2 separate regions of the Homo sapiens genome follow, and region 1 is linked to region 2. Evidence: chromatin loops called from intact Hi-C (ENCODE). Cell type or tissue: CD4-positive, alpha-beta T cell. All regions are shown on one strand. Links, peaks and the distances in the headings refer to the core of each region. The heading gives the core; the rest is flanking DNA. Region 1 has its middle 18 kb from the start of ABCG1. Region 2 overlaps ABCG1 (ATP binding cassette subfamily G member 1).

What was found. Hi-C counts contacts between places; a loop is a spot of excess contacts. Peaks named below come from ENCODE experiments on the same cell type or tissue, not always from the same donor. Only the 100,000 strongest peaks of a DNase experiment are listed, where the experiment ranks them.
Region 1: it touches region 2 in a loop (6-fold over the local background); 12 of 110 quality-filtered maps call a loop at or near these places.

Annotation. Positions count from the first base shown.
Region 1 is chr21:42,198,179-42,204,455 of GRCh38, reverse strand. It overlaps a transcript of ABCG1 not described here. Among named protein-coding and RNA genes, the nearest start is that of ABCG1, 18 kb to the left of the region's middle. In CD4-positive, alpha-beta T cell, for the core only: no CTCF peak of the experiment used is centred there; DNase peaks (open chromatin) are centred at 3,365, 4,385 and 4,865.
Region 2 is chr21:42,255,101-42,261,377 of GRCh38, reverse strand. All of the region lies in intron 2 of ABCG1 (ATP binding cassette subfamily G member 1), which reads right to left. Among named protein-coding and RNA genes, the nearest start is that of ABCG1, 39 kb to the right of the region's middle. RefSeq lists an enhancer at 1-270. In CD4-positive, alpha-beta T cell, for the core only: CTCF peaks have their summits at 2,391 and 2,598 (motif pointing right); a DNase peak (open chromatin) is centred at 2,617.

The sequences.
Region 1 (6,277 bases), core at 2,405-4,904, 58 kb after region 2:
CTTTACCCATTCATGGTTAAAACACTCAGAAAAATCGGAATAGAGAAGTTCCACTTGATAAACAGCATCAAGAAATCTACAGTTAATAATATAATTAATAGTGAACAACTCAATGCTTCCTCCTTAATATCAAAAATAATGCAAGGATGTTTGCTTTCACCACTCTTATTCAACATGATGCTGGAATTTCCAGCCAGTGTGGTAAAGCAAGAAAAGGAAATAAATGGCAGACAGATTGGAAAGGGAAAAAAAAGCAAAACTGTTTCTATTTTCAAATGACATGATTGTCTACCTAGGAAATCCCAATCTATCCACAAAAGCACTCCTGAAACAATAAGTGAGTTCAAGCAAGGTTGCAGGATACAAGATAAACATACATAAATTTTATTTCTATGCTCTGTCAATGAACACATGGACACTGGAATTAAAAACGTGACACCATTCACAACTGCTCAAACAAAATTCAATACTTAGTAGTAAATGTAACAAAACAGGTACAGGACTTGTATGCTAAAACCTACAAAATCCTGATAAAAGAAGTAAAAAAAGAACTAAAGAAAAAAGGAGAGAAATACTGTTTATAGATTGGAAGACTTAACGTAGTAAAAATATCAATGATCAACAAAATATGCATGTTTAATGCAATTGCTATTAAAATCCCAGCAAAATTTTCTGTATATATAAACAAGAGTAGTCTAAAATTTAAAGAAAGGCCAAGGAGTTAGAATAGTTGAAACGATTTTGAAAACAAAGAATAAAGGAGGAGAAATCAGCTTACCTGGTATCAAGACTTATTTTATAGCTACAATAATCCAGACTGTTTGCTATTGGCAAAAGGACAGACGCAAAGACCAATGGAACAGAATGGAAAACCCAGAATCACACCCACTCAAAGATACAAAGCAAATCACTGGAGGAAGGATGGCTTTTCCAGCAAGTGCTGCTGACACATTTGGGTATCCACGGGCAGAAAAAAAGAAACTGGACTTAAATTTTCTTATATAAAAGTTAACTCAAAATGCATCATAGATGTGAAATAACCTTTCAGGGAAAAAATATTAGGAGGAAATCTTTAGGATACGGAGCCAAAGAGTTCCAAAAGCATGACCCATAAAATGAAAAATTGATAAACGGGACTACATCAAAATGAAAAATGTTGACTCTGAGAAAGACCCTGTTAAGAAGACGAAAAGTGTTAATAACAGACCAGGAGAAAATATCTGCAAATCTCATCTCCAACAAAGGATTAGGATTCATAATGCCTGAAGAACTTTCAAAATTCTCCAATGTTCTACATCTATGATGCATTTTGAGTTAACTTTTGTATAAGAAAATTTAAGTCCAGGTTCTTCTTTTTTTCTGCCCGTGGATACCCAAATGCATCAGCAGCGCTTGCTGGAAAAGCTGTCCTTCCTGCACTGATTTGCTTTGTATCTTTGAGTGGGTGTGATTCTGGGTTTTCTATTCTGTTCCATTGGTCTTTGTGTCTGTCCTTTTGCCAATAGCAAACAGTCTACACCAAGAGATAGCTGTGACTGTTGAAGTCTGGGCATTGTGGCTCACACCTGTAATCCCAGCACTTTGGGAGGCTGAGGCCAGAGGATCGCTTGAGCCCAGGAGTTCAAGACCAGCCTGAGCAACAGGGTGCGACCTCATCTCTATAAAAAATTTTAAAAATTAGCCAGGCGTGGTGGTGGGCACCTGTAGTCTCAACGACTCAGGTGGCTGAGGTGGGAGGATCGCTTGAGCCTGGGAGGCAGAGGTTGCAGTGAGCTGTGATCGCGCCCCTGTACTTCAGCCTGGGTGACAGAGCGAGACCTTGTCTCAAACGAAAAAAAAAAAGGGAGAGAGACTGTTGTGACTGTTGAGTAAGATTAAGATGGGGGTGACTAAGTTGCCTGGGAGCTGCCGAGAGAGGGATGGGGGGAGGGAGGCGTGCATTCAACAGCGTTGCACCCTGAGATCACACCCCTCCTCTAACCTGCCGGCCCCCGGTTTTCACTGCTCATCTCTCCCCAGATGGCTTTACTCCTCCATGCTTCCTGTGCTGAATTGTTGTGTAGAAAGTTCTGCAAGGAAAAGTGGGTGGATACATGCACAAAGGCACTCCCACCAGCCTGAGATCTTCAACCCTAGGTTTGTAATATTTCAATATTCAGGTTTTCACTAACATGAAACCCATCTGAATTTACATATTTATTGTCAACTTCCCTCACAAGTCTCTGGGAACAGCCTGGTGAGGGGAGTCAGAGGGGTCTGGAGTGGAACCCTGGCCTCCATACTCAATAGCAGACCAACCGGAACAAAACCTGTACCCAGGCATGGTCCAGGGGTGGGGATCCATCCGTGGGTAAACGCTGCTGCTGCATGGAGATGACATTGCAGAGGGCAGGGACAGGCACCTGCACACTCAGCAGGACACTGCGCCCTGCATGGACCAGGAGAACCACAGCATTAGGGTAAGGTGGTTTGGGGGACAAGGGCAGAGTTCAAGTCCCCAGGGTGGGGCACCTGGAGGGATGACCCTGAAGGGCAGAAGTGCTGAAGGTTGGAGACACAGGTCCCCAGTTTGCCTCGGGCTGGCCCCTCACCAAACTACACCGCAGGAGCTCCCACAGCCCACACCAAGAATCATCTCTAGACTACATCAGGCCCACGGAACGAGTTGAAACAAGCCCAGTCTGGATCTGAGCTTTAGCTTCCAAATCCTTCCCTGTCTCTTCTGACCACACCTGAGGGCAGGGCTTTCTCTGTTTTGTCCACCCCTGCGTTCCCAGCATCAAGAACAGCTCCTGGCACAGAGTCGGTGATCCCTGATGTCTGCTGAGCACGGGGCTGAATCTTAGGTCTCAGGAAGCGAAGTTCAGGTTGGTGTAGCGCTGTGGTGGAGTGGAAGAAGGTCGACAGAATGAAGCTCACTCAGATTAACTCAGGGTAGCTCACCCTGTCATGTAAGACAAGTCCCCAACCCCTGGGCTGCAGACCAGTCCGTGGCCCGTTAGGAATGGGGCCACACAGCAGGAGGTGAGCGGCAAGCGAGGGAGCTTTATGGCTTGAGCTCTCCCTCCTGTCAGATCAGTGGCGGCATTAGACTCTCATAGGAGTGAAAACCCTATTGTGAGCTGAGCACTCAAGGGATCTAGGTTGCACGCTTCTAATGAGAATCTAAATCTAACTAATGCCTGATGATCTAAGGTGGAGCTGAGGTGCTGGTGCTCGTGCTGGGGAGTGGCTGCAAATACAGATTAACATTGGCAGAGAGGTTTGACTGCACAGAGACCATAATAAATCAACTGCTTGCAGACACGTATCAAAACCCTATCAGTGAGTGGCAAGTGACAGTTAAGCTACATCTGGTGGCAGGCTTTATAGTGGCAAGTGAGGTGAAAAAAAAAAGCACAATATGCTGGGCTTAACACCTAGGTGGTTGGTTGATAGGTGCAGCAAACCACCATGGCACACGTTTACCTATGTAACAAACCTGCACATCCTGCACATGTACCTCGGGACGTAAGAAAAATGAAAAACAATAAAATAAGAATAAAACAAAATACAAAAAACACAGTAGGCCAGGCGTGGTGGTTCATGCCTGTAATCCTAGCACTTTGGGAGGTCGAGGCAGGTGGATCACTTGAAGTCAGGAGTTCGAGACCAGCCTGGCCAACATGGTGAAGCCCCATCTCTACTAAAAATACAAAAGATAGCTGGGCGTCATGGTGCATGCCTGTTGTCCCAGCTACTCAGGAGGCTGAGGCAGGAGAATCACTTGAACCCAGGAAGCAGAGGGTGCAGTGAGCCGAGATCATGCCACTGCACTCCAGTGCAACAGAGGGAGACTCCGTCTAAAAAAAAAAAAAAAGTGCAACATAAAAGTATTGCATTTGAATCATCCCGAAAGCATCCCTCCACCCCACCCCCAAACCATGGAAAAATTGTCTTCTGTGAAACCAGTCCTTGGTGCCAAAAAGTTTGGGGACCCCTGATATATGAAGACTGCACGTAAAAAGGTTGCAAATCAAAGCCCCACACTTCCAGGAAGACTGTATTCATGCCCAACACTTGATCAGAATTCTTCTTCACAGGCTGAGAGGGGGAGGCTGGGAAGCCATGGGATGTACCCAAAGGCTTCTCTGGAGGGATCTAGAAACCCGTTGGGACCCTGCAGAGGAGTAGGCAATCCAAGCCACCAAGCCGGCCTCACCCCCATGGCCCGGCTGGCCGCACATGCTCACCAGGGGCCATGGGCAGCCCTGCCACAGGCCCACCTGAACTTGTGACTCCCCTGCACACACCATCACAGAAACCGAGTGCAGGATCCTCACACCGGACCCCAAGTCCTCAGGGTCCCCCTTTCTCTCCCTCATGTCGTGGGCTCTGACTCATTCTCACTGCATCTCCCAAATCCAGGCAGCTCACCAATATTTGGTGTCTGACTGGTATAGGTCACAGATACTTTACATCACAGTTTAAGTCACAAATGATTGCTGCCTGAACTAGGAGATGTGGCTTACATTTTTCTTAATCTACATCTAGTTAATTACACTTATTCCATACATTTATATTTAAAGATATTTTCTTACTAGAAAGCATTTTGTCAGTGACTTACCCACAAACATAGGTAGTCCAGCTGCTGCCCTCTGAAGTGACATATATTTATTTTGCAATTAATAAAGGGAAGAAGAAACTCCCTTAAGTGGGACAAAATTTCAGTTTTCACCACTGCAGGCATGTAAAGCCCCCCAAACTACAAATGATGATTCAGTGTCTGTGTAATGCTACAGGGAGGATTGTTTTAAAATCAGCATGATGCAATTCCATGTGTAATAATATTGCCTAATGTAATTGTTACTGCAGAAAACAGGAAGTGAGCAGGGTTACTAAAGGGCAGTTCTGTTCCCTCACAAGTCACTGGGCGTAAAGCAGCACCTAGTACCTGTCCACAGAAGGACCCAAGTAGGAAAATCTACCCATCTCTCACTTTTGGTCAGATTATAAGTTGTACATTCGTGAACATAGTGGAATTTATTTTTTATAACACACATTGAAAACAATTACGGCAAAAACTGAAATTCCTCCAGGTCTACAGTGTAATAGTTTTAGGTAAATCAAATTTTCGTCTAGATTAACTTTAATGACATCATATCACAATACCTCTAGCCAATGATTATTGCAGCAAAGTGGGGGAAAGTGAGCTGGTGAAGCCTCTGAGATCTCAGCCCTGGAAGGGAGCTTAGCAGAAACCTGGTAACAAGGACGAATGGAATGAAGGCTGTATTAGGTGCTCTGTGCTGAGAAGTCTATCCATTAACTCACTTAATCCCCATCACAGCTCCATGAGCCAGACACTGTTATTATTCACAGTGGGGAAGTAAGGCACAGATTATTTTACTTGCTCAAGGTCACAGCAAGAAAGTACCCAATTCCAGAGTCAAAACAGGTGGGTGTGGCTCCAGAAGCTGCCCTTTTTTTCCTTCCTGTAAGGACTGCTTTTTAAGTAAAGTGCACAAATCTTTCTGTAAAGTCTGATGAATATTACATGTCTATGCACCTGTACATTCACCATCCAGATCCTGATATAGACCATTTGCATTGTGTAAAAATGTTCCTCTTCCATTTCCTAACCAATTACTGTCTCTACAGGTAAACATTATTCTGGCTTCAATTACCATAGATTAGCTTTGTTTATTCTTGATCTTTATATAATTGGAATACAGTATTACTACTTTGTGTCTGGCTTCTTTCATTCATATGTTTTTGTGATTCATGCACGTTAGTGCTTGAGTCCATAGTTTACTCTTTTATGTGAGAGAGTATCTTTTCATTCTCCTATTGGTGGACATTTGGGTTGTTCTCAGTTTGGGGCTATTATAAATAAAGTTGCCACTAGCATTCTTGTATCTGTCTCTTGGTGGATACAAACATTCATTTTTGTTGAGTGAAATCTACCAGAGAAATTGCCAGGTTATGGGACAAGAATGTGCTTAATGCTAGTGGATGCTATCAACCAGTTTTCCAAATTTTTACCGACTTATACTCTTGCCTGCAATGTGAGAGTTCCAGTGGCTCCACGTGCTTGCCCTCACTTTGCACTGTCAGTTTCTGTAAAATGTAGCCACTCTGATTGGAATGTGATGATCATATCATCAAGGCTTTAATTTGCTGTTCTGTACTGATTAATGATGTGCCACTTCATTTTTTTTAAGTTGTATTGTTTTGATTTTAGTATTGGTTTGTAGAATTGCTTAATATTTCTAAATAGGTGCCCTCTGTCACATAG
Region 2 (6,277 bases), core at 1,338-3,837:
TCCCGTCACCCCACATCCAGGAGGTCAGCTTTCCAACCGCAAACATCAAAACACTGTCACCCTGGCCTGAGCACAGCAGGGTATCTGAAATCCCCTCACAAATGCCTCCGTTTAGTAAACTTGCAGCCAGCAGGACTCCAGAGCTGCCTGGGTGGGGCGGGAGAGGGGGGGTGGTGGAGAGGGGGAAGGAGGACAAGAGCACCCGCCCCCACCTCACCGTACTAGAAGAAGAAAGAGGGTAGAAAACGGGAGAGAGGGGCCGGGTACGGTGACTCATGCCTGTAATCCCAGCACTTTGGGAGGCCGAGGCGGGTGGATCACAAGGTCAGGAGATCGAGACCATCCTGGCTAACATGGTGAAACCCTGTCTCTACTAAAAATACAAAAAATTAGCCGGGTGTGGTGGCTGGCGCCTGTAGTCCCAGCTACTCAGGAGGCTGAGGCAGGAGAATCGCTTGAACGAGGGAGGCGGAGGAGGTTGCAGTGAGCTGAGATGGTGCCACTGCACTCCAGCCTGGCAGAGCGAGACTCCGTCTCAAAAAAAAAAAGAAAATGGGAGAGAGGGAGGCACACAGCTGTGGGGCTGTGGGGAAAAGTGGGTAGCTCATGGGGGAACAGAGGTGGGGTTTGCTTTCTGGGTCCTTGTTCAGTTTCTGGGATGCCTCTATTTTCCTTCCTTCCTGCTAAGGGATATTTTCCTCTCCTTGGCTCCTTGGCAGGAGCTGCTTGGGGCTGAGTGCAAAGACTGAGAGGGGAAGTAAGAAGTCCATCCTGCTGCACTGTCACCTCTAATGCCACCAGTTGGTGTGCGTTTGGTGGAGGGGGTCACTGGGGAGTTGGGGCCCTTCCATGCGGCTCCTCTCCTCCCTAAATAACATGGTTTTAGATATTCTGGTGAGCTCTTTTGAAAATCTTTTCAACTTCAAAAGAACCCAAACAAAATCCTGCAGAGGGAACCCTGGGGAGGGAGACTCTGCCACACTCAGGCTCCCCGGCTTGTGTTTCACAGGTGATGAGCCCCTGGCAGGAGCAGCAGCGTCATGGGTCTCAGCATCTCAGGCCCCCTCGAGAGGAGCCCTGGCCCCAGCCGGGCCACCATTCGGCTCCGTGGTGGAAGCTGGGTCCTAGAAATGCTTGCCGCCCAATGCCACCTGCAGGGTTGAAGTGAGCATCTACTCTGAATGCCTTTAGGGCCACGTGACCAGCTTCACCCGAGAAGCAACACAACTCATCCTCACCTTCCTCCATGGGATCGCCAGGAAACCCCCAACCATAGGCCCTTCCTGCCCCATGAGCTGCTGACAAGACTTTGCCACTGATAGCGACCACCCCCAGGTGATGGGGCCCTCCCTGGACTTGGACTGACCACGTGCAGGATGCCGCACTGGCCTGAAGAAACCAGGAGGGAAGGGGAAGAGCAAGCCAACACCACCGTCCAACCCACAGCTGCTGAGCTTCAGGGCCGCTCAAGCCTGGGGGCCTTCTTTCTCCCGCTGTGCTCCTTTGCCATTGGCCTCTCTCTCCCCTGCTCTTTTCCTTTCTTCCATCCAAAGGGAGGAGGGAATGGGCTAATGAGAAAACACCCCACCTCTGCCTCTTCCTAAACCATGACCTGTGGCAAGTGGCAAATCTGTGAGCTGCTTTCCCTCAAGTATACTCCCATCACCGAGTAACTGTGTGGATTACATGCACGTGCGAATGCCCACTGGTTTGCAAACACGTGGCTCTAGCAACCTTGTCAGTTTTTATCAAATGAGTGACAGTTAGGAAACAAGGTAATGGCCAGCTCCGCAGAGGCAATGCCACTCGATTTGCCTCCATAGCCTGAGGGCCCACATGATGACTCCAGCCAGCCAGCCTCAGTCAATGCACCTTGAGTGGACGGTTGGATGGGGGCATGATGACAATGCTTGAGCCCTGTAGGCCAGACATCGGCACCCTTTTTCCCTGAAGAGCTGAATCACAGACATTTTCGATTTTGCAGGACACGCAGTCTGTCACAAACACTGAGCTCTCCAGTTTAGCAGAAGCTAAAGCTGCCACCTGTACATGCACGGCTGTGGCTACTGCAACAAAACTTCACTTACAAACTCAGGCAGAGCACAGATCTGGTCTCCAGGCTGTGCTTTGCTGACTCTGCTCCAGAACTTTGGAGCTGAGCCCAGCACCAGCGACATCTGGGAACGCAATGTCGTCTCTCTCACACCAAGACATGTCTCCCAGGCAGGGGCCTTTGCAAGGTGGAAGAAAATCCAGCTAAGGCTGGGGATGCACCCTGTGTTCTTGGGGGAAAACAGGGTATGAGAACAGGACAACTGAGGCAGGTCTGAGAGAAAGGCAAGCTTGGATCACCACCAGGAACAAGGGAAAGCACTGGCTATGCCCTCAAGGAGCTCCGAATCCTACGGTTCTCCAGAATTCTGGAGTGAACGACTCAAACTCCCCTCACATGAGAAGGTTGATTTGTCAGCTGATAAAGAAAGTTCTGGAGCAGCTCCCTCCTGGGTGCTTCTAGACAGCCACTGTGCCCTCCTAATTAGGGAACAAAGCTGCTGCTGGGGGCACCACTCAGAGCTGCAGCTTTCAGAGCCACCTGCAGGGGGCAGCCCTCATCCCGAGTCTTACAGCAGCTGCCAGCAGGCGCCCTACTCCCCTGAGAGGCAGAGGAAGGCTGACCTCGGCTGTTCTCTAGTAGAATGCTCTAGAGGAGGATTAATGGAGGGATGGATGGAGGGATGGATGGAGAGGCTGATAGAGTGGATGGAGATATGGGTGTTTCCAAAATTCAACCGGATACACAGGGAACATGTTCAAGGCAACCCCCAGTTGCAAATCCCAGAGTGAGTTTCAGGAGTGCAGCACTGGGGACTCAGGGTGTGGTGAACTCTGGATGGAGAGAGGGATGCATTGAGGGATGGAGGAAGGGATGGAGGAAGATATGGAGGGAGGGATGGGGGGGATATGGAAGGTGGGATGGAGGGAAGGATGGAGGGAGAGATGGAAAGAGGGATGGAGGGAGGAATAGAGGGAGGGATGGAGGAGGGATAGAGGAAGACATGAAGGGAGGGATGGAGAGAGAAATAGATGGAGAGATAAAGGGAGGGATGGGTGGAGGGAAGAATTAATGGAGGAACAGATGGAGGGATGGTTGGAGAGGCTTATGGAGTGGGTGGGGAAATGGGAGGAAGGATGGATGGAGTAAATGAAGGGATGAGTGGAGGGATGAGTGGAGGGGAGGATTAATGGAGGGATGGATGGAGAGGCTGATGGAGTGGATGGGGAAAAGTGTGGAAGGATGGATGGAGTGGATGAAGAGGTGAGTTGAGGGATGAGTGGAGGGATGGATGGAGAGGCTGATGGAGTGGATGGGGAAATGGGAGGAAGGATGGATGGAGTAAATGAAGGGATGAGTGGAGGGATGGATGGAGAGGCTGATGGAGTGGATGGGAAAATGGGAGGAAGGATGGATGGAGTAAATGAAGGGATGAGTGGAGGGATGAATGGAGGGGAGGATTAATGGAGTGATGGATGGAGGGAAGGATCTTCATGAAGCCTCAGTCTGTTCCTGAAGAACGCCTTTTCTAGCATGGGCCTCGCGGTGCAGGGAGACCTCTTGGGACTGTGTATGCAGTTCAGTGGCCAGTGTAAGCACATATGCAAGTATGACATTCTTCTTTGCCACACATTTCAACACATTCTGATTTCTGGAATATTTCATCCACTGTGGAAGGCAGTAAGCATTGTTGGAATGTGGCCAAAGTGAGGAGGCTGGCTGGAGTCTGGAGCTCTCAGTACGGTCCTTCCCCAGGGTCACCGCCACGCCCTACACAGCTGTCTCAGCAACATGCTTTAGGACAAGAACGCTTCAGGTGGAAGGGGGATGGCCCCCAGCACGTCCACTCCCACTGCCAAATGAGCTCCAAGTACGTCCTGCTAACACTGTTTGTAGTCACCAGTCCTGTATCTGTATGATAGCACCGGGCAATGGAAGAATAACTCAGGCCAGATGCTGCAGAGGCTGCGGGTGCCATGGATATTCTACATAGACTCCAGCCCAGCTGGGTTCCCAAAAAGCTGCCTGCAAATTGATTGACTGGAATCTCCTGGGGAGTTTGAGAAACGCTTCTGAAGGAATTGGCCTGGGGCATGACCCAGGAGATTCCAGTGGGCCCTGAAATTTCCAAATCGGCTCTAGATTCGGCCTCTAATTAGCCGTGTGACCTTGGGCAAGTTCCTTGAGTTTTTAAAATTTGTTTTCTTCATCTGGTAATGGGCATGAAATGAGTACTTAACCTTAAGGGTGTCTGTGAAGACCAAACAAGAGAATGTGTTCGAAATGCCTCACATTGAGCCCGGCATATAGAAAATGGTTAATAAACACTGGCTGCTGCTGGAGTTGCAATTACAGACAAAACATCACAACAAAATGCATGCTGGAAAGTGCAAGCAATGTGAGAAGGACGGCAAGAGGGGTCTCTCTTCATTTCCGGGAGTGACAGCTGCGCTGACATAGCCACGTGAATTAAGAATCCTGACTGGGTCCTGGAGCCTGGGGAGGGCATGAGCTCCCACCAAGGAGAGTGGACCTAAGGCTTCACATTGCAGACCCAGTTCCTTAAGCTCGTGATCATTTCTGAAGAGCCAGAGCCTATTCCTGCAATGCTCCCAGATCCCTCTGAATGCAGAGAAGCCATCAGTCTCTGGGAGGAGCAGAAAGGGCTGCCTGGTGGGAACCCTGTCCCCAGCACTCTGAGAGCTGACCTGTGCCTGTAAAAACTGTGAGAACTGCTTTCTCTTCATGGGTCAGTGTCCCAGAGAATGCAGATGGGATATTTGTTGTGACATTATTTCTCATCACCCAGGCACGCAGGTGACCTGGAGCCACAGCCATCTGTAGCCAGTACACCCAGCCAGGGTGTGGATACTCTGCGGCCTCTGGATACTCTGACAGGAAGGTGTGAGTAGGGACCAGACACCACAGTCTGGCCAAGAGAATGGCGGTACAGACAGACCAACCTCTCCTGACCATGTCCCGGAGCCCCAGCAGAGAGGGCCCACCCTCTGTAGACTCCGGGCAAAAGTTGGAAGACCACCTCCTGGCGGGAGGGCAGGCAGGTAAGTGTTCTGTCTGTTGCACTGCTAGCATCTTTCTTGTATGGGAAACCACTTATGAGGTTTAATCTGCCTAAATGATCGCAGCAGCCCTAAAAGGGAGGTATATCACGCCCAGGTTTCACAAGACAGGGAGAGGCTTGGGAAGGTCACGGGCCTCACCCAGAGACCCTTGGAAAGAAAGGGTGCACACCTGGATCCAAGTCAAGGCACCTGACTCCCAGTGGCTCCCCCTAATGGCTGCTACTGCTCTAGGGGCTCCCTGGCTCCAGCTGGTTCACTCTGGGGGACACAAAGAGATGTCCTAGAAAACAAAGTGGACATTTGTCCAATAACAAAAGTTCCCAAAGACTACACTATCAACCATAGCCCCATTCTCTGCAGAACTCACCAGTTAAGAAGGAGAAGGCTCAGGGTGCTGTTCCCCAGGAGCCCGAGAGGCCACGGCAGGAGAACTGGAGAGATTTTCATTGAAAGTCGGGCCACATCCCCTCTAAACAGGTGAGGGGCTTGAGCATGGATTAAAGGGAAAGTCAACACAAACAAAACCAGGAGAAACAATGAGTTTGGGCTCTGAGAGCTGCTCTGTGATTTCTGTGAAAACATCCCAGCCCTAAGTGGGGAAGAGAAGAGCTCACAGCTGAAATTCTAACTGGCGTTTCAGCCTCCTCGTGCGCTCCTTCTGCCTATTACAACTGAAGGGGCCCTCAGTGAGTGCGTCTGCCCTGTACACACAGTGTGCACACACAGGCCATGATACACACCCATGCCATGCACACACCATGTGCACACAGGCACACGCGCATGCACACACACCCACACATGGACATGTGTGCACTCACACCATGCACTCAGACACACATCACATACACGTCTACCCATATACACACATGTGCATCATGTGCACACACACCATGTACACACAATCATGCGTGCACAGACACACCATGTACACACTATCATATGTAGGCACAGACACACCATGTACATACATCCTGTGTGCACACACACGCCCCCTGCACACCGCGCCCCACTGGCTGACTAGTTCATCAGATCACTAGCAACGGGGCCCTGCCCCTGCGCAGGTACTGAAATATAACTGGAAATCATTTACATCTGCCTGTCAGGCATGAAGCATTTTCCATCCCTGCGGTATTTTTATACT